3 separate regions of the Homo sapiens genome follow, and all the other regions are linked to region 1. The links are chromatin loops, found by intact Hi-C in ENCODE. Cell type or tissue: CD4-positive, alpha-beta T cell. All regions are shown on one strand. Region 1 overlaps EVI5 (ecotropic viral integration site 5). Region 2 overlaps EVI5 (ecotropic viral integration site 5). Region 3 overlaps RPAP2 (RNA polymerase II associated protein 2).

What was found. Peaks named below come from ENCODE experiments on the same cell type or tissue, not always from the same donor. Only the 100,000 strongest peaks of a DNase experiment are listed, where the experiment ranks them.
Region 2: it touches region 1 in a loop (4-fold over the local background); 9 of 110 quality-filtered maps call a loop at or near these places.
Region 3: a loop joins it to region 1, with 4 times the contacts of the local background. A loop is called at or near these places in 4 of 110 quality-filtered maps.

The regions. Positions count from the first base shown.
Region 1 is chr1:92,533,422-92,541,421 of GRCh38, reverse strand. The region is part of intron 19 of EVI5 (ecotropic viral integration site 5); the gene reads left to right. Among named protein-coding and RNA genes, the nearest start is that of GFI1, 50 kb to the right of the region's middle. In CD4-positive, alpha-beta T cell, no CTCF peak of the experiment used is centred here; DNase peaks (open chromatin) are centred at 3,221 and 4,271; H3K4me3 peaks cover 792 bases; H3K27ac peaks cover 2,498 bases.
Region 2 is chr1:92,595,477-92,603,476 of GRCh38, reverse strand. The region is part of intron 18 of EVI5 (ecotropic viral integration site 5); the gene reads left to right. Among named protein-coding and RNA genes, the nearest start is that of GFI1, 110 kb to the right of the region's middle. In CD4-positive, alpha-beta T cell, CTCF peaks have their summits at 3,899 and 4,099 (motif pointing right); a DNase peak (open chromatin) is centred at 4,116.
Region 3 is chr1:92,312,527-92,320,526 of GRCh38, reverse strand. The region is part of intron 6 of RPAP2 (RNA polymerase II associated protein 2); the gene reads right to left. It also overlaps a transcript of GLMN not described here. Among named protein-coding and RNA genes, the nearest start is that of RPAP2, 17 kb to the right of the region's middle. RefSeq lists a silencer at 2,341-2,635. In CD4-positive, alpha-beta T cell, no CTCF peak of the experiment used is centred here; DNase peaks (open chromatin) are centred at 2,516, 4,276 and 4,616; H3K27ac peaks cover 3,537 bases.

The sequences.
Region 1 (8,000 bases):
GATGTACATTCCTGGTGGCTAATGATATTGAGCATGTTTTCATATGCTTATTGGCCATTTATAGCTTCTTCAGAGAAATGTCTTATTTAGATCCTTCGCCTATTTTTAAATTGGATTGTCTTTTTATAATTGAGTTGCAAGAGTTCTTTACATATTCTAAATATGTGTTCCTTATCAGATACATTATTTCTGATTTTTAAATATTTTTCTTCACTATATTTTTTAAACTGAAACAACTATATGACTAGAATGATTTTCAGGCTTTCTTCTATGGAACACTAAAAGTGAGAGTGGTTGACTTTATAGATTAAGCTTCTGCTTTTTTGTTTATTTGTTTTTTGTTTTTTTGAGACAGAGTCTTTCTCTGTCACTCAGGCTGGAGTGCAGTGGCACGATCTCAGCTCACTGCAACCTCCGCCTCCCGGGGCCAAGCAATTCTCCTGCCTCAGGCTCCCAAGTAGCTTGGATTACAGGTGCCTGCCACCACGCCTGGCTAATTTTTGTATTTTTAGTAGAGGCGGGGTTTCACCATGTTGGCCAGGCTGTACTCAAACTCCTGACCTCAGGTGATCCTCCCGCCTCGGCCTCCCAAAGTGCTGGGATTACAGACATGAGCCACTGTGCCTGGCCAAGCTTCTGTTTTTATAGGAAAAGGAAATGAGACTTACGGAAAAATTCATTGTCTTAGATATGACATTAAAGGCACAAGCAGCAGAGAAGAAAATAGATAAGCTGAACATCATCAAAATTTAAAACTTTTGTGCTTCAAAGATCACCATCAAGAAAGTGAAAAGACAACCTAGAGAATGGAAGAAAAAAATCAAATCATTTACCTGATAAGGGGCCTGTATCTAGAATATATAAAGAACTCTTACAATTCAATTATAAAAAGATAACCCAGTTATAAAATGGATAAAGGATCTGAATAGACTGTTTTCCAAAAATGATATACCAGATGGCCAGTGGACATGAGAAAATATGCCCAACATCAGTGATCAAGGGAATGCAAACCAAAATGACAGTGAGATTCCACTTCACACTTACTAGGATGGCTATAATAAAACAGATAATAAAAATGTTGCAAGGATGTAGAAAAATTGGAACCCTCATACACAGCTGATAGAAAGGTAAAATGGTACAGCCACTTTGAAAACAGTATATAGCAGGTCCTCAAATGGTAAACATAGAGTTGCTATATGACCTAGCAGTTCCACTCCTGGGTATATACCCAAGTAACATGAAAACATGTCTACACTAAGACATCTGCATAAATGTTCATAGCAGCATTATTAATAATATTTAGAGAGTAGAAACAACTCAGATGTCAATCATCTGATGACTGGATAAATAAAATGTGGTATATCCATATGATCAATTATGAGGCAATAAAAGGAATCAAGTGCTGACACATGCCACAACATGGATGATAAATTTTTCAAAAATCAGTCACAGAAGGCCACATATTGTATGATTTCATTTATATGTCCAGAATAGATAAATTTATAGAGAAAGAAAGTAGATTAGTGGTTCCTTGGGGTTGGAGGGGAAGAGAGGGGTTTTAAGGGATGACAGCTAAGAGGTGTGTGGTTTATTTATGGCATGATAAAAATATTCTAGGATTGGTTGTGGTGATGGTTGCACAACTCTATGCATATACTAAAAGCCATCAAATTGTACACTCTAAATGGGTAAATTGTATGGAAGGCAAGTTATATCTCAAGGTCATTTTAAAAATTCATAGTCTTTCTCTTCTGGACAGTTTCCTAACCTGGGGCCCATGGATGGGGTCTATTAAAGTATTTACAAATATTTTATGTATAAACATAGGCGGATCTTTGGGAGAATGGGTTCAAGATTTTTTTTTTTTTTTTTTTTTTTTGAGATGGAGTCTAGCTCTGTCGCCCAGGCTGCAGCACAGTGGCATGATCTCGTCTCACTACTAGTTCCGCCTCCCGGGTTCCCGCCATCCTCCAGCCTCACCCTCCCAAGTAGCTGGGACTACAGGCGCCCGCCACTACACCCGGCTAATTTTTTATATTTTTAGTAGAGACGGGGTTTCACCAGTGTTAGCCAGGATGGTCTCCATCTCCTGACCTCGTGATCCGCCCGCCTCGGCCTCCCAAAGTGTTGGGATTATAGGCGTGAGCCACTGCGCCCGGCCGGGTTCAAGATTTTTTCAGATTTCTTGAGTGATTTGACACCTAAAAAAAAGTTTTCCTCCATCCCTCAATTATCTTGTGGGAGATATTGGGGGAATTAAGTAAATTAATGCTGGAAAAGCACTTAAAACAGAGCCTGGGACATAGTAAGGGCTAAATAAGTGCTCTTATTGTTCCAGCTATACCACAAAATACTTATGTAGTCACAGTGTGATATTATAAAGGATTAGATAAAATCTAATGACACTACTCCACTGCCTCAGTGACTCACCCATAACCTTCGTGATAAGTTCTAATTCTTTAACATGGCATAAGATTCTTCATAGTTTAGCCCCAGCTTTCTTTCAAGTTTCATCTCTCACCTCTCATTTTGAGACCTATATCCAGCCACACCAAACCACTTGCAGTTTCCTAACACATAATACATTCTCTGGCCTTAGGCTTTTCCCCATGCCACCTGTGCCTGATTTCTCCTCCCTCCACCTCTGCTCATCCTTACAGACCCAACTCGAACATCATCATCTTCCTCCTTCCCTAAGAATTCTCCCTTCTAGCCAGTGTATTGCTTCTCCTGTGGGTTTACTTAACAGTGTGCCACCTTGGAATCAGCTGTTTAGTTTTTTTGTCTTGCCCTTCAGATTTTTAACTGAGGGCAGGAGCCTTGTCATTTGTCTTTGCCTTTCCAGCATCACAACACTTGTCACCTAAACACTAGGTGCATATTTGGTTAATTGATTGATGGACTGAAAAAACACATGATATAGCTTTAGAGAACAAGAATTTCCTCTGAACAGAATCCAATCCAAATAGAAAAGAAGTACTTCATTTTCATGAGGGTGTTTTGCTAAAGGTTTGAATTTTTAAATGCTTCATTTTGCTGAAGGTTAAATCAAAGGAAATCTACATGGTACTTTGATGTAGCTTTAAAAGTTCAGAGTGAAACAAGTGTGAAGTGATTTATTTCCTGTAATTGGTCATAAATTTACATAGAACCTCACATATTCGTAGCCTCATCAGCGTTGACCTTAGAGTACCTTCTAAATAATGTTAATGGTTTCAATTTTATCAAGATGTGTCAGCTGCCAGGAAGAAGACATTCAGTGGCAGTTTCATTTTGTTTGCCCACAATACTGAATACATCTAAGTATGCACTGTAGAAAGACTAAGAATTCTCTGTAAATGACTCCCCCTCTCTTCTTCTCAGGTAAAAAGTGTGCAGTTGTAAGTTTCTTCTATTCCAAACTTTCCTTTCCTTTCTACCTTTTTTACTTATTAATGTGGGTGCATGTTTTTTCCTTCTAAAAACGTCAGCTTTAACTATTGCATTATATACAGTTTTACATGAAATCTACAATTTTTTCATTCTAAATTTTATATTTTTTATGATTTACTTAGCTTAAAACCAAAAACATTTTCAGCATTATGTACCTAGTATTATTTCAATAAAATTCTTGAATTTTTTTTAGTTTTTTTTTTTTAAGTACTGTAGATTAGAATTTTGGCTCTTGTCTGTGTAATAAAGTAATGAAGAAATCATGACCTCCAGTCGATCACTTTTACTGATTTCCTGTTCTGATTCTCTGGAAATCATTTTGTTTGTGTGGTTATTACTAGTCTAACCTTTGTCATGTTTACAATTCAGTGTTTAAAGAAGCTGATAATTGAGAATAAATTTTGCATATCATCTCCCATTACATTTATTTTAGATTTTGAAAACAGAAAACTATTAAAGGTATTCTATAAGGAATCCAACAAAATTACTGACCAAACTCTGAGGATGGAAAAAAAAGTAAAGCCTCTAGAACTTAGAAATACAAACTATGTGATTATTAGATCTTTCCATGAAAAGTAAAATACATTGTTATTTAAAATTGTATATATTACATATCACTTACAGAAATGCTACATTTAGCTCAAAAAGCTATAGCTCTTTGTTTTATAAAGATTAATTATACAAACTCAAATGTACGAATAGGAGCTTTTATAATCTGATATGACTCAGTCTTGGAAACTTACTGCAACTGTTTTGCAGTTCACTTGGTGTCACATGATTCACTTCAATGGTTTAAACCCTGTCTAGTAGTGATCAAAGTTCATTTGGTTAGGGGTTTTTTTTGGTGTGTGGATGACTTTTTTCCACTTTGTTGTGGATTGATTGTCTTTCAAAATACCCAATGCAGCCCTTCCTCTTATTCTTTTGAATCTCAGAAAGTGGTAGTTGTCTGCACAGTGCAACCTCCAGTCACACACAGGGGAAATTTTTTTTAAGTTGAAATAATATGCATGAAAGCACTTTTAACTGTAAAGCATTATATAATTATAAGATTGTATTATTAATTCCATTACCCCAATGTTAAAATTGAAGGATAACTTGTTACGTCTCTTTAAAACCAAGTGTAAAAAAAAATCAACTGTAATTTTTTAAGTTACCAGTGTCCTATGATGTGCTAAAAGAAAGCAGACACACAGCACATTGTCTCCTCTAGCCACACAGACACTTGCCCAGGTGATCATATTTTCTCGGCACAGATTTCTTTATCACTTATAAAGAACCTACATTTAAAGACTACAAAACTCTAAAACCATGACACTTCTCTATTTCACAAAAGAAATTTCTGTCTTAATATCTACTGGTTTAGCCAATAAAGTAGACTAATGAAAAATTTAAAAATACTTATGTATCCTTAATGATGATGAAGTCCTTTGGGGCTTCAGAATATTCATCTTTACAGGTTATCCCTGCTGTAGAATTTCAATGATAACTTGCGTGGAATAGCTGTAATCTTTTATAAATAGTGTTTTTTTAGTGTTTGAATTTTTACTATCATACAGTAAGAAACTCTGCTGTTTCCTGTCAAAACCTTTCATCAGACTATGAACATGACAGTTTCCTGTTTTCTTATTAACTATACTGCATTTTTATGCTTTATTCTTTGTAAATTGTATAATAACTTATCGCTTTCCTTTTCTCATTACTAAATGTTTTTGGGGGACCAGCATTGTTTAATACACACAGAGAAATTCTAAAATCCGATCTCTTTATTGATAATGCAAAGTTAAGATTCCATTAAAGTAGATTTAGATGTTATAAAAAAAGATTTTGTTAACTATTAAACTTGTGCTGAGTGTGTCAGATGTCTTAAATATTATTTAAATAAATTCTACATGTTTTTACTTTTTATACTTTGTCTCTTAATGCATAACATGATGAAGCAGTCCACATCAGGTAAGAACGAATATGTTATTTGGGTCTTGTATTGTTAGTACTCCCATCTGTCTGCTTATTAATGTTCTCCTTCAGCATTTAAAAGGGTGGGATAAATAATTAGTACCTAGGGCTTTTTCTTTTTTTTTATTATACTGTAAGTTCTGGGGTACGTGTGCAGAACGTGCAGGTTTGTTACATAGGTATACACGTGCCATGGTGGTTTGCTGCACCCATCAACCCGTCATCTACATTAGGTATTTCTCCTAATGCTATCCCTCCCCTAGCCCCCCACCCCACGACAGGCCCCGGTGTGTGATGTTCCTCTCCCTGTGTCCATGTGTTCTCATTGTTCAACTCCCACTTAAGAATGAGAACATGCAGTGTTTGGTTTTTCTGTTTTTCTGTTAGTTTGCTGATAATGATGGTTTCCAACTCCATCCATATCCCTGCAAAGGACATGAACTCATTTTTTTTTATGGCTGCAAGGTATTCCATGGTGTATATGTGCCACATTTTCTTGATCCAGTCTATCATTGATGGGCATTTGGGTTGGTTCCAAGTCTTTGCTATCATGAACAGTGCCGCAGTAAACATGTGTGTGCATGTGTCTTTATAGTAGAATGATTTATAATCCTTTGGGTATATACCCAGTAAGGGGATTGCTGGGTCAAATGGTATTTCTAGTTCTAGATCCTTGAGGAATCACCACACTGACTTCCACAATGGTTGAACTAATTTACACTCCCACCAACAGTGTAAAAGTGTTCCTATTTCTCCACATCCTCTCCAGCATCTGTTGTTTCCTGACTTTTTAATGATCACCATTCTATGAGATGGTATCTCATTGTGGTTTTGATTTGCATTTCTCAAATGACCAGTGATGATTAGCTTTTTTTCATATGTCTTGGGTGCATAAACTTCTTCTTTTGAGAAGTTCATATCCTTCGTCCACTTTTTGATGGGTTTTTTTTTCTTGTAAATTTGTTTAAGTTCTTTGTAGATTCTGGATATTAGCCCTTTGTCAGATGCAAAATATAAATTGCAAAAATTTTCTCCCATTCTGTATGTTGCCTTTTCACCCTGATGATAGTTTCTTTTGCTGTGCAGAAGCTCTTTAGTTTAGTTAGATCCCATTTGTCTATTTTGGCTTTTGTTGCCATTGCTTTTGGTGTTTTAATCATGAAGTCTTTGCCCATGCCTATGTCCTGAATGGTATTGCCTAGGTTTTCTTCTAGGGTTTTTATGGTTTCAGGTCTTACGTTTAAGTCTTTAATCCATCGTGAGTTAATTTTTGTATAAAGTGTAAGGAAGGGATCCAGTTTCAGCTTTCTGGATATGGCTAGCCAGTTTTCCATTTATTAAATAGGGAATCTTTTCCCATTTCTGGTTTTTGTCAGGTTTGTCAAAGATCACATGGTTGTACATGTGTGGCGTTATTTCTGAGGCCTCTATTCTGTTCCATTGGTCTATATATCTGTTTTGGCACCAGTACCATGCTGTTTTGGTTACTGTAGCCTTGTAGTATAGTTTGAAGTCAGGTAGCGTGATACCTTCAGCTTTGTTCTTTTTGCTTAGGATTGTCTTGGCTATACGGGCTCTTTTTTGGTTCCATATGAAATTTAAAGTAGTTTTTTCCAATTATTTGAAGAAAGTCAATGGTAGCTTGATGGGGATAGCATTGAATCTAGAAATTACTTTGGGCAGTATGGCCATTGTCACAATATTGATTCTTCCTATCCATAAGCATGGAATGTTTTTCCATTTGTTTGTGTCCTCTCTTATTTCCTTGAGCAGTGGTTTGTAGTTCTCCTTGAAGAGGTCCTTCACATCCCTTGTAAGTTGTATTCCCTGGTTTTTTCTCTCTTACTAGTAGTTATGAATGGGAGTTCACTCATGATTTGGCTCTCTGTTTGTCTGTTATTGGTATATAGGAATCCTTGTGATTTTTTGCACATTGATTTTGTATCCTCAGACTTCATTGAAGTTGTTTATCAGCTTAGGGAGATTTTGGGCTGAGACAATGGGGTTTTCTAAGTATACAATCATGTCATCTGCAAACAGAGACAATTTTACTTCTTCTCTGACTAATTGAATACCCTTTATTTCTTTCTTTTACCTGATTGCCCTGGCCAGAACTTCCAACACTATGTTGACTAGGAGTGGTGAGAGAGGGCATCCTTGTCTTGTGCCAGTTTTCAAAGGGAATGCTTCCAGTTTTTGCCCACTCAGTATGATATTGGCTGTGGGTTTGTCATAAATAGCTCTTATTATTTTGAGATACGTTCCATCAATACCTAGTTTATTGAGAGGTTTTAGCATGAAGGCTGTTGAATATAGTTGAAGGCCTTTTCTGCATCTATTGAGATAAACGTGGTTTTTGTCATTGGTTCTGCTTGTGTGATGGATTACGTTTATTGATTTGCATATGTTTAACCAGCCTTGCATCCCTGGGATGAAACTGACTTGATCGTGGTGGATAAGCTTTTTGATGTGCTGCTGGATTCGGTTTGCCAGTATTTTATTGAGGATTTTCACACCAATGTTCATCAGGGATATTGGCCTGAAATTTTGTTTTTTTGTTGTGTCTCTGCCAAGTTTTGTTATCAGGATGATGCTGGCCTCATGAGTTAAGG
Region 2 (8,000 bases), 62 kb before region 1:
ATTTTTTATCTGTTCATTCATTGATGGACATTTAGGGTGCTTCCATGTTTGAGCTATTGTGAATAATGCTGCTATGAATACAGGTGTACAAATTTCTGTTCAGGTCCCTGCTTTAACTTCTTTTGAGTACGTAGAAGTGGAATTGCTGGATCATATAGTAATTGTTTAATTTTTTTAAGAAATTGCCATACCATTTTCCACAGAACCTACACCATTTTACATTTCTACCAGCAATGCATGAGGATTTCATTTTTTCCGCATTTGCACCAACACTTGTTAATTTTCTGTTGTTGTTTTTATAAGTACCATCCTAATGGGTGTGAAGTGGTATCTCATTGTGGTTTTGATTTGCATTTCCCTAATGATGAGCTATGTTGGGCATACTTTCATGTGCTTATTTCGCATTTATATATCTTCTTTGGAGAAATGGCTATTCAGGTCCTTTGCTTAATTGAACCAGGTTGTTTGTTGTTTTTGTTGTTGAGTTATAGGAGTTATTTATATATTCTCAGTATCACTTTCTTATCATATATATGGTTTGCAAATATTTTCTCCCATTATGTTTGTTGCCTTTTCTTTGTTGATAGTGTTTTTATCACAAAAGTTTTTAATTTTGCTGAATCAACGTACCTGGGTTTTGTTTTGTTTTGTTTTTTTTGGTGGTGTTGACTGTGCTCCAAGTCCATTTTTTAGTGAAAATTTATCATATTTCTATATTATCAAAACTATCTTCAAAAGAAAATTCAAAGCTTTAAAAATAAATATGTTTTTACAGGGCACAGTAACTCATGCCTGTAATCCCAGTGCTTTGAGAGGCCAAGGTCAGGGGATTGCTGGAGGCCAGGAGTTCAAGACCGGCCTGGGCAATAGAATAAGACCCTGTCTCTACAAAACAATTTTTAAAAATTAGCTGAGGGCATGATAGTACACTCCTGTAGCTCTGGCTACTTGGAAGGCTAAGGTGGAATGATCCCTTGAGGCCAGAAGTAGGAGTTCCATATTACAAGGAGCTATGATCAAGCCACTGCACTCCAATCTGAGTGACAGAATGAGACCTTGTCTCAAAAAAAAATTTTTTTAATAAAAATAAATGTGTTTTGTCACTTCTTATGCCTTACTTCTTGTATAATATGATAAAAGTAGTAAGTTTTCCCTATGGACAAAATACTATGTTTAAAATCTTATGTCTTTCAAAGTCTTTAATTATATTGTACTCCAAGTCACAATAGTCTTTGCTGTAACATCTAGAATTTTCTTCCCACCTGAAATTTCCTTTTGTCTTTAAATTTCAATTTCAAATGTAATTAATTTCCAAACTTACATATTATATTATAACTTCATTTTTTGATCTGGATCAAAAGTAACCACAACACATTATGATTTGTATGTTTATAAAAAGGTATCCTTTATGTTCTGCTGGTAGTAGTCCCCATAAAGTGCACATATTCAGAAAAACCTCAGACATGAGCCAACTGCATAATATATTTGTAATCAGTTGTTTAAATCATGCTATCGTATGTGATTTTAGCATTAGTCTGTACTTTTCTAAACATCAAGAAAATCCTAAGAATTTGCCATATTTCTATACATCTTAATCACAAAATAGTAAAATTTAAATCACTCTTTTTGTTGATTCTGAAATATTTATTAAAACGAAGAACCTGGTATGCAGGATTTTTGTTTAAAATGAAATGTAATGTGTTACATTATTTTTGAAAAATAGAAAATTCATGGAATTTTTTTTAACATCTTCCAATCCTTTACCCCTAACCCCGCATCTAGCCCCTGGTAACCACCATTCTACTCTGTACTTTTGAGTTCAACTTTTTGTATCCCACATGTGAGATCATGTAGTGTTTGTCTTTCTGAGCCTAGCTTATTTCAATTTCACTTAAGGTTCTCCAGGCTCATTCATGTTGTTGTGAATGACAGAATTTCCTTCCTTTTTAAGATTGAATAATATTCCATTGTGTATATGTAAACCACTTTTTCTTTATTCATTCATCTACTGATGGACATTTAGGTTGGTTGCATGTCTTGGCTATTGTGAATAATGCAGTGAACACGGGAGTGCAGATATCTTTTCAACATACTGATTTAATTTCCTTTGGATATATACCCAGTAGTGGAATTGTTAGATCATATCATCTGTTTTTGATTTTTTGAGGATTTACATTTCTACCCACAGTGTGTAAGAGTTCCCTTTTCACCACATCCTCTCCAGCACTTACTGTCTTTCATCTTTTTGATAATGGCCATTCTAACAGGTGTGAGGTGATAGAATTGTTACTGTTATTATAGTAGGGGTATATTATCATCAACTGGCTCTTGATAAAGTGGTCACTGGAATCCTAATTGCCAAATTTGTTGCTATTTTTTCAGTATTTGCCTGCTCATGCTTATTGCATTTGTTTTTGACCATTTCGTCCTCCTTGCATTCTCACCTCCCCTAACTTTGCTACCACCACTTACTTTTGACTCTCTTTTTTCTTGTTTAACTGTTGTTTACAGTCATCTTTATCAGTCGTGGATGTGTGTATTCCTCTGAAATCCGAGGTTTTGGCTTTTACAAACTATACCCAAATGAAGGGTCTCACTTACATGGCTTCAGGAACCATCTTTACCAGGGTTTCCCAACCCCCAGGCCACAGACAGGTATCAGTCCATGGCCTGTTAGGAACCGGGCCGCACAGCAGGAGGTGAGCGGGCAGCCAGCAGCATACTGTCTGAGCTCCACCTCCTGTCAGATCAGTGGCATCATTAGATTGTCACAGGAGCACGAATCCTATTGTGAACTGCACATGTCAGGGGTGTTGGTTGCACTCTCCTTATGAGAGAATCTAATGCCTGATGATCTGAGGTGGAACAGTTCATCCTGAAACCATTCTCCCACCCTCTCTATGGACTACGAAATCTGTCACTAGTACCAAAAAGGTTGGGGACCACTAATTGTTGCAACAGTGAATCATAATTTATCTCCAGCCCCAGCCTGTTTCCCCTTACCAATAATTTTCTAAATGGTTTAATAATTTAAAAATTATGAAACATGATGTACAGAGAAGTTAATAAAACAAAGTTACATTGTATGTGTACAAATATTATACATAAAACTTCTAACCAAGGTTAAGACAGACAAAATTGCCTGTACTCAAGAAGTCTATTCAGTCACACCCTGTTCCCTATCCTGACTTTTATGACAATCACTCTTTTGCCTTTCCTTATGATTGTGTCATCTTCCTATACATTTCTGATCTATACAGTTTAGTTTTCCCAGCTTCTCAGTTTTGCATATCGCCAACTCTTCAATCTTTCAAAATAGAAAAGTCTAAGTAAGTATAAAACTAAATAAAAGGTAATTTGAGTCATTTTTCAAACTTTTTTGAGTCTATAATAACATTTCTCTTCTCCCTACCACTCCGTTAGTTCATCTGCTTACCCCTTACCTGAACTGTTGTTGTAACCTCCCATCCAGTTTCCTTTTCTCCAGCTTCAGCTCTTCTACAGATTAAAAAAGCTGTCTCTCTAAAACATAGAAATTTCATTGACTACCTTTTAAATACCAATCATATCGAAACTCCTTAGCATAAAATCCTTTTTATTATTGCCCAAACTGAATTTGTAGCTTCATCTCTCACCATTATCTCCCCATCCTCATCACCTACACATACATGCTGTATTCTGCCCACTGTGAATTATCCTATTCCTGCACCTATCACATTCTTTCAGAATTCTGTGCCATTCTGCATGTTGCTGCATCTTCCTAAATTGCTGTATTTTTCTGAACTTCTTACTCCTCTACTTTTGAAGTATTTCTGTTTCTCTTTCAGGTCTTAGGACTGAGTGCTTTTTGGCTAACTTGCTGTTAATTTGCTTAGTAAATGAGTTTTCAGTAGATGTCTTAAGGTTTCAATATTTAATTATATGTATATGTCTATATAAATATAGATATATAGAGGTATATTTTTAATACAGATTAAGATTCATAAATAGATCTTTCATTAAAACCTGAAACTTTTTTCAGTTATCAAAGTAATATATTTTAGGTTATTTTCTTAGTCATGGAAATATCTTAGATCATATTCAAGTTCCACTAGGGGGAGAACTCAACTTAGTCTAAGATTTTTGTACTTCAGATGTCTTCAGATTAACTCTTCCAATTACTGGTACTCTCTTGCGAGTAAAATGTTTTTGCACAAACCGAATTCTTTCAAACTCTTCTTTTAATAAATTATTATTTAATCTGTTATTCATATAATGAAAGCCTGCTTTTTAATGTAGTTATGAAAATTATACTTTTGTAAACATCTCATTTAGATGAGAAAATACATTACATGAAGAAATACTCATTTTTATAAATACTATAACATTGTAATATATAGATACTTACATATAGATATATAGTATATTTATATACATGCTATGTAGTATATAGATATAGGTAGACTGAAATTTATTAAATTTATTTTCAAAGATTATTCAGTCTACTTAGAACTTTTAGGTCTAATTTAAGAATTATCATCTACTGCCATGTTGTTATTCTGACATAACTACATCTGTAATCTAGTTATATTGTTTATAATAATGCCTCCTCCACCACCCTGTCTTTGTATTCGCGTCTTACAGTGAACTTAACCATTTTTAAGTGTAGCAGCTTTCAAATTTTAGACATTTTCCTAGAACTGTTTTTAAAAGTTACTATTACCTAGTTTTCTTCTCTAAATGAATGACAATTATTTATTGGTGGGTTTTTTGCTATAAAATTATTACACTGTTGTGCTATAATGCTCAGTTGGGAACAGATTATACAACCTGTAAAATTAAGGAGTTGAACTCTAAGGTTCTATCACATATAAAACAATACTATGCCATGTATAGCATTTAAATATTTTTTGACAATTCTGAGTTACCATGAATTTTAATTATTATGTACTCATCTCACTTTATTAATACCTCCATGACTTTCTCTTTGGCCAAATTTTTACCTTAAATAACATTCCTATTCTAGTTACTAGACTCTTATGTTGGTTTATTTTTTCTTCATAACAATTACTACTTTTTTCATAAATTATACATTTCTTTTTAAATTTTAGATGTGGGGGTACATGTGAAGGTTTGTAGATAAACACATGTCATGGGGGTTTGTTGTACATATTATTACATCACCCAGGTATTAAGTTCAGTACCCAATAGTTATTTTTTCTGCTCCACTCCCTCCTCCTACGCTTCCCCCTCAACATATTTTTATTTTTAATTTTCCACATTCCCCACTAGAGCATAAGCTCCATGGGAGTGCAAGAGTGGAATTTTTATCTGTCTTATTCATTACTATATTCTCTTTTGGGCAGTGGTGGGGGAGACAAGGTCTCAAGATCACGCCACTACACCCCAGCCTGGGTGACAGAACGAGCCTCTGTTTCAAAAAAAAGGTCTCACTTTGTTGCTCAGACCAGAGTGCAGTGGTGTGATCATAGCTCACTGCAGCCTTGACCTACTGGGCTCAAGCAATCCCCCCACCTCAGCCTCCCAAGTACCTGAGACTACAGGAGCACACCACCACACCTGGCTAATTTTTATATTTTGTGTAGAGATGGAATTTGGCTATGTTGCCCAGGCTGATCTAGAACTCCTGAGCTCAAGCGATCTGCCCACCTGGGCCTCCCAAAGTGCTGGGACTACAGGTGTGAGCCACTGCACACAGCCTCGTTGCTATATTGGGTGCTTACTGTATAATGTCTGGTACATAACCGTCATTCAGTAGATATTTGTATTTGACCAAATTTGACCAGTAGATATTTGAATTTTGACAATAATTCATTCATCTTCTGATGTTGTTTCTACAATAAATGATTTTTAATGTATGCAGTTGTCACTATATTCACACATTTATCAACTTGTATATGTTCTTTTATTATTAGGTCACTACCAGTTAGGAAGGAGAAAATGAATTCAGCCTCTGTCCAAATGAATTTACCATTACAGAGTAGGAGTGACTGAGCTTAGGTCCCTTCTCTGAAATGTTTTTTAATGGAATTTAAACCTCTGAAAATTAATGTATATTTATTGTTGGTATTAATGACTGTAATAACATGCAAGAAGATGCCAACTATTATCAGAATTTTTTTGCTATCCTCACATATGCTTTAGAACCCAGTTTTCTGTTTGAATGTCTCAGTCTAAAGGAACTTCTTTTAGTAGCCTGCAAAAATAAATATGACATATCTTAATCAGAATAAAGAGCTTCAAGAAATTTAGTTATGAAGAACAAGAGGATTTTAAAATCCTGAATGTCTCTGTGGTCCCAACTTTTTGTCTTTTTGTTTTCTTCTAATTGCTAGAGATTCTGTATTGGTTAAAAGAATGGATTTTTGAGTCCAACCTCTTATTAGCCTCTTATCTTTGACAAGTTTTTTAATGTATTTGTTGGTTCACTCATTCAAAACTGAGGATTCTAAAGCTATCTGCCTTATAGTTGTTGGGATCAAATGAGAAAACTCATGTAAAGTGTTCTTTCTTGCCTACATAATATCCGGAAAAACAGCTCGTAGACCTTATGTAAAAAGTCACATTCAATATTGTAGAGTCCCCAAAATTACAACCAAACTAGAAAGTTCTGAAACTCTTTGAGTTTCCTTAAAGATAGTCTTTAACAACCTCAGATACTGAATATATATCCCTTTCCAAAAATTATATAAAGCCTGAAATTAAGAATTATCTTGGGGCCAGGTGTGGTGGCTCACACCTGTAATCCCAGCACTTTGGGAGGCTGAGGCAGGCTGATCACTTGAGGTCAAGAGTTCAAGAATTATCTTGGCTTTTTGTTTTTTCTGTAATATATACTTAAGTAAGCTTCTTTCTGTCCACCATGAAACCCTGTTTAGTTACACTTCATTTTTTGTGTATTTGCTGTATTTGGAAATATAGAGCTTATTACTTAACAACTTTAATTATTCCAGGATACTAATAATAAGAGTAATAATAGCTGGCATTACTGAACACTTGGTACATACCAGGCAGTGTTCTAAGCCATTTGAGGATATTCACATATTTAATCCTCACAAAAATCATAGGAGATATTGGTTTTGGGGTTTTTTTTGTTGCTATTTTTGTTATTGTTTTCAAGACAGGGTCTCACTTCGTCATCCAAGCTGTAATGCGGTGGCGCAGTCACGGCTCATTGTAACCTCGACCTCCCAGGCTCAAGAGATCCTCCCACCTGAGCCTCCAAGTAGCTGGGACTACAGGCACATGCCACCATGCCCGGCTAATTTTTGTATTTTTTTTCTGTAGAGGTGGGGTTTCGCCATGTTCCCCAGACTGGTATTGATCTCCTGGGCTCAAGCAGTGCACTCACCTTGACCTCCCACAGTGCTGGGATTACAGACATGAGCCACCAAGCCCAGCAAAATATTGTTAATATCTTCATTTTATAGTTGAGAAAACTGAGGCATAGAGAAAATTTTAAAATGAGATTTTGTTGTTTGTATGAAAACCCACTTTTGAATTTTTTCCAGGAATAAAAGGAATTTCTTTTCTTCAGTATTTCAACATACTGTCATGGTAGTTATATAAGTTTTCTTAATAGCATATTGACAGCTTCCTGTGAATTTGCTTATTATACAACTAAAGTTACTATTAGTTCCCTGTTCATTACTTAAAATTTTTCAGTTGTTTCCCCTAGCGTTGGGGACAAAATTCAAACTCTGGCCCTCCTTGTAAGATCCTTCCTGCTCGAATTGTTGCCTACTTTTCTAGCTTTATTTCCCAGTTACCCCGACATATATATACCCGGTACTTGAGGCCCAGTATACCAGTTAAGAATCCTTCAAATCTGTCATCTCATTTTCCTCCATGTTTTTCTCCCTCCTCCTTTGATCTTGCTTTTTATTTCAAAAGTCAGCTTTTCTTTTTATTATTATACTTTAAGTTTTAGGGTACGTGTGCACAACGTGCAGGTTTGTTGCATATGTATACGTGTGCCATGCTGGTGTGCTGCACCCATT
Region 3 (8,000 bases), 220 kb after region 1:
AGGCTGGGCAGGCGGATCTCGAGGTCAGGAGATTGAGACCATCCTGGCCAACATGGTGAAACCCCATCTCTACTAAAAATACAAAAATTAGCTGGACATGGCGGTGCGCGCCTGTAGTCCCAGCTACTCAGGAGGCTGAGGCAGGAGAATCGCTTGAACCAGGGAGACAGAGGTTGCAGTGAGCCGAGATTGCGCCACTGCACTCCAGCCTGGCGACAGAGCGAGACTCCATCTTAAGAAAAAAAAAGAAAAAAATTAAAGGACAAAGTACTCTGAAATTCATCAACAAGAAATCTGGATTAGTCTCTCTCTTACCCAAACTATACTCACTTTTCAGGGTTAAGTTCAAATTCCACCAGCCCAATAAAGTTTTCCTTGACTAACTTGGACTAAAGTAAATCCCTTCCCTAAATTCCAGAGTCATCATTGTCTGTACAATTAACATAATTAATCATGAACTCCTTTATGGCCTACTACTAGAACCATTACCTAAATGTTTAACTTTTTCTTTTTCTTTTTTTTTTTTTTGAGATGGAGTTTTGCTCTTGTTGCCCAGGCTGGAGTGCAATGGTGTGATCACAGCTCACCATAACCTCTGCCTCCCGGGTTCAAGTGATTCTCCTGCCTCAGCCTCTCAAGTAGTTGGGATTACAGGCATGTGCCACCATGCCCAACTAGTTTTGTATTTTTAGTAGAGATGGGGTTTCTCCATGTTGGTCAGGCTGGTCTTGAACTCCTGACTTCAGGTGATCCTCCTGCCTTGGCCTCCCAAAGTGCTGGGATTATAGGCATGAGCCACTGTGCCTGGCCAATGTTTAACTTTTCATATGTTTAAGTCTGGTTTCTTAACTAGACTATAAGCTCCTTAAAGGCAGAGACTGTTTATAATTGTTGGATTTCCTTTACATGGTCAGTAAGACTTTTTGCCTTAATTTCTGAGAAAGCAGTTACATTGGAGTAGTAACAACCCCTCGCTCCCCACTGCCCCCACCTCAGCCTTCCACAGTGCTGGGATTACCAGGTGTGAGCCACCGCGCCTGCCAGACCTTAAAATTTAGTAGAAGAAAAATGCATGTTCTAAGAGCTTTACAGATATTGATCCTCATAACAACGATGTAGCTACTAATATTATCCCCATGTTATAGATAAGGAAACTGAGTACAGAGAGAATAAGCAATTTGCCCAAAATCACACAGCTAGTAGGTGGTGAAGCCAGGAATCAAACCCAGACAGTAAAGCTCATAATAACTACACTGTTATTCAAGACAATATGTGTTAAATGCCATGAGAGATGTATAAGCTGCTACAGGAAATCAGAGAAAAACTTGCTTCTGAGCCAATCAAAAGGAGTTTCAGAGAGGTGTCATTTCAGCTGGGCTTATAAAGATGGATACAGTCTGTATATAAAGGCATTTGAGGCTAATCCCTTGAATCTCCACTCTGGGGTATTTACTCTACAAACCTCTCCCTTTTTTCTCTTTTTTAAAGCATGTAATCGTGTTTAAATCTACCCAATCTCTTAAAAAAAACAAACAAACAATCCTTTGATCATACAGCCCCTACTCATTTCATCGTAAGCCTTTATTAAAGAAGTCTGCCCTCATCATTTTCAACTTCCATATTTCCTACTCAGTTATCAGCTTTCTGCCTTCTGGAATCTGTACTCATTTCTCTCCTGAAATGGCTCTCACTGAGATCACCAATTACTATAAGACTGCTCATAGATATTTTTCAGGTTTTTTTAAGGTAGAGGGAAAATAATCAATATGAAAGGATATCTCAAAGGAGGCAGAATACAAATAAATCATAAAGCAAGGCCCAGGAGAGAAAGTGGAATCAGTAAGATAAAGGAGGGTACTTTATCAGCAATGAGGCAGAGAAATGAGAGCCCATATGAAGAAAATAATGTTGAAGGAGTTTCTGCTGGATGCCTCCAATTGGTTCAGTAAAGTGGGTTAAACTATCTACTATGGTTGGTGGTCGATTCAAAGTTTGAGAGTAGAAAAGGTCTATTCTATAGTCAGTAAGAAAGAAAAAAAAGGTGGGAAAAACATAGTAGAGAGAACAGGGCCAAAGGGATACAATGAATGTAGGCTTGGATATCAGACAGACCTGGGTTTAAATCCCAAATCTATATGTAACTAAGTGTCCTTGGGTGAGTCACCATACCACTCTGAGCCTCAGTTCCACCATCCATAAAGTGAGTAACATAATATTTCCCCAGGGATGCTAAGAGGACTGAATTAAATGAGATAGCTTATCTAAAGCGCTAATGGTCTTATTTGAGAACTTTCCCCAAAATGTTCAGCAAGCTAAATAGAAAAAAAGTATGACTGGAGGTTGGGAAGGTGGACATGCCAGAAGGTTAAGGGAGAAAGAATCTACAATTGTTTAAGAGGACACTGTAATCGCTGACTGTAGAGCTCAAGAAAACAAAAGTAAGAGGGTCTGCCAACTCAGAAGAATAGAGCTAGGCTAGAGATAGGAGGTCAAAATGAGGTCACAAAGCAGACTCAGGAGTGATAGCTGCAGATTGAGATAGAGGTTGTGGTCAGAGACGGGAAGCTCTTATTTCAAGATCTTGAAGGCAGAATAGTTCCAAACAAGAATGAGGTCCAAGTGTAGCTCAATCAAATGGTAATCAAAATATATAAACATTACTGTAAATTATGAATGCAATTTAAGACAGCTTTATGCAACATCTCCTGCTATACAACTTGTTATTTTTTGAGAATTAAAAGAAAATTGTATCTTTAAAGAAGGCAAGGGAAAAAGCATAAGGTAGGCATCACCTACCATATGCTAGGTGGATTTTTTAAATTGTGGTAAAATTTACCGTTTAATACATTTTTAGGTATATAGTTCAGTAGCATGAAGTATATTTACACTGTTGTGCAACTATCGCCACCATGCATCTCCAGCACTTTTTCATCTTCCCAAATTGTCTGCTAGATGGTTTTACACATTATTTCATTTAATCCTCACACAATTTACAACTCTATTTTTATTTTTATTTTTTTTGAGACAGAGTCTCACTGTTGCCTAGGCTGGAGTGCAGTGGCACAATCTCGGCTCACTGCAACCTCCGCCTCCCAGGTTGAAGCGATTGTCCTGCCTCAGCCTCCTGAGTAGCTGGGATTACAGGCACCCGCCACTACGCCCAGCTCATTTTTTGTATTTTTAGTAGAGATGGGGTTTCACCATGTTGGCCAGGCTGGTCTCGAATTCCTGACCTCATGATTCACCCGCCTCGGCCTCCCAAAATGCTGGGATTACAGTTGTGAGCCACCGCACCGAGCCTTCAACTCTATTTTTATAGATGAGGAAACCGAAGTTTTGAGAGGTTAAATGACTTCCTAAGATCACATAGCTAACAAGTAGTAAATCTAGGATTCGAATTAGGCCAAGCCCTTTCTATATCCTGTTGCCTCTATTTAGTGTTAGAAAAAGACCCAAAAAAGTTGCAAGGATACCACCTTTGCTTAATCCCTTTCACAGGAACTCAATATACTTTACAAACTATTTTCTTCTCCTTTGTGTAATTTTTCTAAGAACTAAACTCAACATTGTTTCTAGATCTTAACTATCTTAAAGGAACCTTAAATACCTTCCCTCATCCCCAATCTATAAAGAATGGTACCTGACACTGAAATAAACTAGATTCAAGATTCGATATAAAATTCCAGTTTGTTTTTGCTAGGTGCTGTTTTAGAAAGAATGAAGCACCAAGTTACATTGCTCTTTCTTTTCTGTCCTTTCTTAGATGAAATCCAAATTTCTTTCGTTTGAAGAGAAAGTGCCATTTCTCTTCCAGCTAAGTATTTTCTATTATCTTCCCACAATTTTTGTTGTCCTGAAGATAGTTGTGAAAGCTCAGTTTACAAAACAAAAATATGTAACCATCCTAGTTAAAGAATGCTTGTAAGCTGTTTCTTTATAAACATTTTCATCTTACTTTCACTAAGGTATAAATTAGATGATTGGTTTTCATTTTAGCAAAGTAAATCTAAAACTAGAAATAACTTATGCCAAAGAACTTAGTGGATATATGTACATATTTATATATATGTGCATATATATCACTTGGAATATGTATGTTATATGTAAACCAACAGAAGCAGCAGGTATGGTGAGAACTTTTCAAATCTATTTTGAGACATGTCAAACCCTGTTTCAGAAAGCTTTTATTCTGCATACCAAGCAACAGAGGTGGCTGTTCAGGAAGAGGTTATAGTTGTTCTGCAGAGGTTTTTGGCTTCCGCACCTCTGAGATTCTACTGTTTACTGCCAAGAAGCAACGTGTGAAATCCCCTACTCTGGACCAGATGATGGCGCTTTTAGCTCTGTCAGCATTAACCATTCACCCCAATTTCATCTTTAAAATCATAATTTGATTTTCCACATTTGTCCTTCTTAGATTTAAGATTTTAGATTACAATGCAGGAGACTTCCCACCTTCAAAGGCTTGTCAGAGCCTACATTTAGCCAAACAGGATTTATAACTGCAACTATATAATTACCTATGTGAGCACACTGTCTCAGAGCATCAAAACTCTATGTGGTCTGTTTCTGGCCACCAAGTGGGTGAAAAATTTCTAACTCACAAGATGAGAAGCATCACAGTGCGTCACGACCCAGACCATTCTAGGTCAATGTTTTGTCTCTAACAGGGTATCAGGAGACATTTTGTGAGAACCACTGTTAGTCTCCATGACATTACGGATCTACTCCAGATATTTTACATACCTTAAAGATGAGGAGCTAGAAAACCTCCAAGGCCCTTTCTGACTCCAAAACCTTATAAAAGTATGGAGGTAGAATTTATGAATTTGTCTAAATCTTAAATTTATTTAAACATCTATACCAATGAGGTAGTGAGCTTACTGTGATATAAAGATATTACTCTTATAAATTCTAAGGGATATTGTTTGGTTTTGGTATTATAAAATCTGGTAAATAAATTTACACAAGCATACCTTGTTTAACTGTGCTTTCCTTTACTGCGCTTTGCAAATACTGCATTTTTTACAAATTGAATGTTTGTGGTAACTGTGTCTGCCAGTCTGTCAGCACCATTTTTCCAACAAAATGTGTTCTCTGTGTCACAGTTTGGTAATTATCATATTTCAAACTTCATTATTATCTGTTATAGTAATATGTGGTAATTTTTGATGTTACTGTTGTAATTGCTTTGGGGTACCATGAACCAAGCCCACATAAAATGTCAAACTTAATTGATAAATGTGTGTGTTCTGACTGATCCACCAACCAGCTGTTCACCCATCTCGCTTCCTCTTCTCAGGCCTCCCTATTCCTTGAGACACAACAATATTGAAATTAGGCCAATTAGTAACTTTACAATGGAAGACTCACTGACATTGAATACTGCTTTTCCTTTAAATTTTTTTTTTTTTTGAGACTGCAACAAGACAAGACCTCTGTCTCTCTGAAAAGCTAATTTCTATTTATTTATTTATGATTTTGAGACAGAGTCTCGCTCTTCACCCAGGCTGGAGTGCAGTGGCACTATCTCGGTTCACTGCAACCTCTGCCTCTCGGGTTCAAGAGATTCTCGCACCTCAGCCTCCCGAGTAGCTGGGATTACAGGCGTGAGCCACCATGCCCGGTTAATTTTTGTATTTTTAGTAGAGACGGGGTTTTGCCATGTTGGCCAGGCTGGTCTCAAACTCCTGACCTCAGGTGATCCACCTGCCTTGGCCTCCCAAAGTGCTGGGATTACAGGTGTGAGCCACCACACCCAGCCTTTTTTTTTTTTAATTTATTGAGATGGAGTCTCACTCTGTTGCCCAGGCTGTAGTGCAGTGGCACCATCTCAGCTCACTGCAACCTCTGCCTCCTGGGTTCAAGTGATTCTCCTGCCTTAGCCTCCCAAGTAGCTGGGATTACAGGTGCATGCCACCACCTATTTTTGTATTTTTAGTAGAGATGGGGTTTCACCCTGTTGGCCAGGCTGGTCTTGAACTCCTGACCTCAAGTGATCCACCGGCCTTGGCCTCCCAAAGTGCTGGATTACTGGTGTTAGCCTCTGTGTCCAGCTGTAATCTAAGAGTCTATCAGTTGTGAGATCCATTTCAATTGCACAGATGTTAAAAATGTAAAAATGTATGCAACTTAGAATAAATAAAATGCACTACTAAATGCAAAAAAAAAAAAACCCAAAAACCAAAAAACAACAGCAACAGCAACAACAACAAAAAAACCCTTACAATGGCCTCTGAGTGTTCAAGTAAAAGGAAGAGTCACACTTTCTTTCACTTTAAATCAAAAGCTAGAAATGATTAAGCTTAGTGAGGAAGGCATGTCAAAAGCTGAGACTGGCCAAAAGCTAGGCCTATTTTGCCAGTACGCAAGTTGTGAATGCAAAAGAAAAGTTCTTAAAGGAAATTTAAAATGCTAGTCCAGTGAACACAAAAAAGCAAAACAGCCTTATTGCTGGTATAGAGAAAGTTTTAGTGGTCTGGATAGGTTAAACCAGCTACAACATTCCCTTAAGCCTAATCCAGAGCAAGGTTCTAACTCTCCTCAATTCTGTGAAGACTGAGAGAGGTGAGGAAGCTGCAGAAGAATAGGTAGAAGATAGCAAAGTTTGGTTCATGAGATTCAAGGAAAGAAGCCATCTCCACAACATAAAAGTGCAAGGTGAAGCCACAAGTGCTGATGTAGAAGGTACAGCAAGTTATCCAACAGATCTAGCTAGGAGCACTGATTAAGATAGCTACACTAAACAAATTTTCAATGTAGACAAATCAGCCTTATATTGGAGGAAGATGCCATCTAGGGATTTCATAGCTATAGAGGAGAAGTAAATATGTGGCATCAAAGCTTCAAAGGACAGGATGACTCTCTTGTTAGGGGCTAACGTAGCTGGTAACTTTAAGTTGAAGCCAATGCTTATTTATTATTCTGAAAATCCTAGGGCCCCTAAGAATTATGCTAAATCTACTCTGCTTGTGTTCCATAAATGGAACAGCAAAGCCTAAACGACTGCACATCTGTTTACAGCATGGCTTACTGAATATTTTAAGCCAACTGTTGAAACCTACTGCTCAAAAAAAAAAAAAAGATTCCTTTCCAAATATTACTGATTATTAACAATGTACCTAGCCACCCAAGAACTCTGATGCAAATGTACAAGATTAGTGTTGTTTTCATGCCTGCTAACACAATATCCATTCTGCAGCCCATGGGTCAAGGAGTAATTTCAACTTTCAAGTCTTAAGACATACATTTCCTAAAGGTATAGTTGCCATAGAGTGATTCCTCTGATGGATTTGGGCAAAGTAAATAGAAATCCTTCACGAAAGGATTCACCATTCTAGATGTCATTAAGAACATTTGGGAGTGGGCACAGTGGCTCATGCCTGTAATCCCAACACTTTGGGAAGCCAAGGTGCGTGGATTACTTGGGGCCAGGAGTTCGAGACCAGCCTGGCCAACATGGCAAAACCCCCATCTCTACTAAAAATACAAAAATAAGCCGGGTGTGGTGGCGCATGCCTGTGGTCCCAGCTACTTGGGAGGCTGAGGCATGAGAATCGCTTGAGCCTGGGAGGTAGAGGTTGCAGTGAGCTGAGATTTCGCCACTGAACTGAGGAGGCAGAGGTTGTAGTGAGCCAAGATCGCGCCACTGCACTCCAGCCTGGGTGACAGAGTGAGACTCTGTCTGAAAAAAAGAAAAAAGGAAAAAAAAAAAAAGAACATTTGGGATTCATGGGAGGAGGCCAAAATATCAACATTAACAAGTGCTTGGAAGAAGTTGATTGTAACCCTAATGGATGACTTTGAGGGGTTCAAGACTTCCGTAGAGGTAGTCACTATGGATATGGTGGAAATAGCAAGATAAGAATTAGAAGTGGAGCTTGAAGATGTGACTGAATTGCATCAATCTCATAATCCAACTTGAACGGATATACAGCTGCTTCTTATGGATAGGCAAAGAAACTGGTTTCTTGAGATGGAATCTACTCCTGATGAAGGTG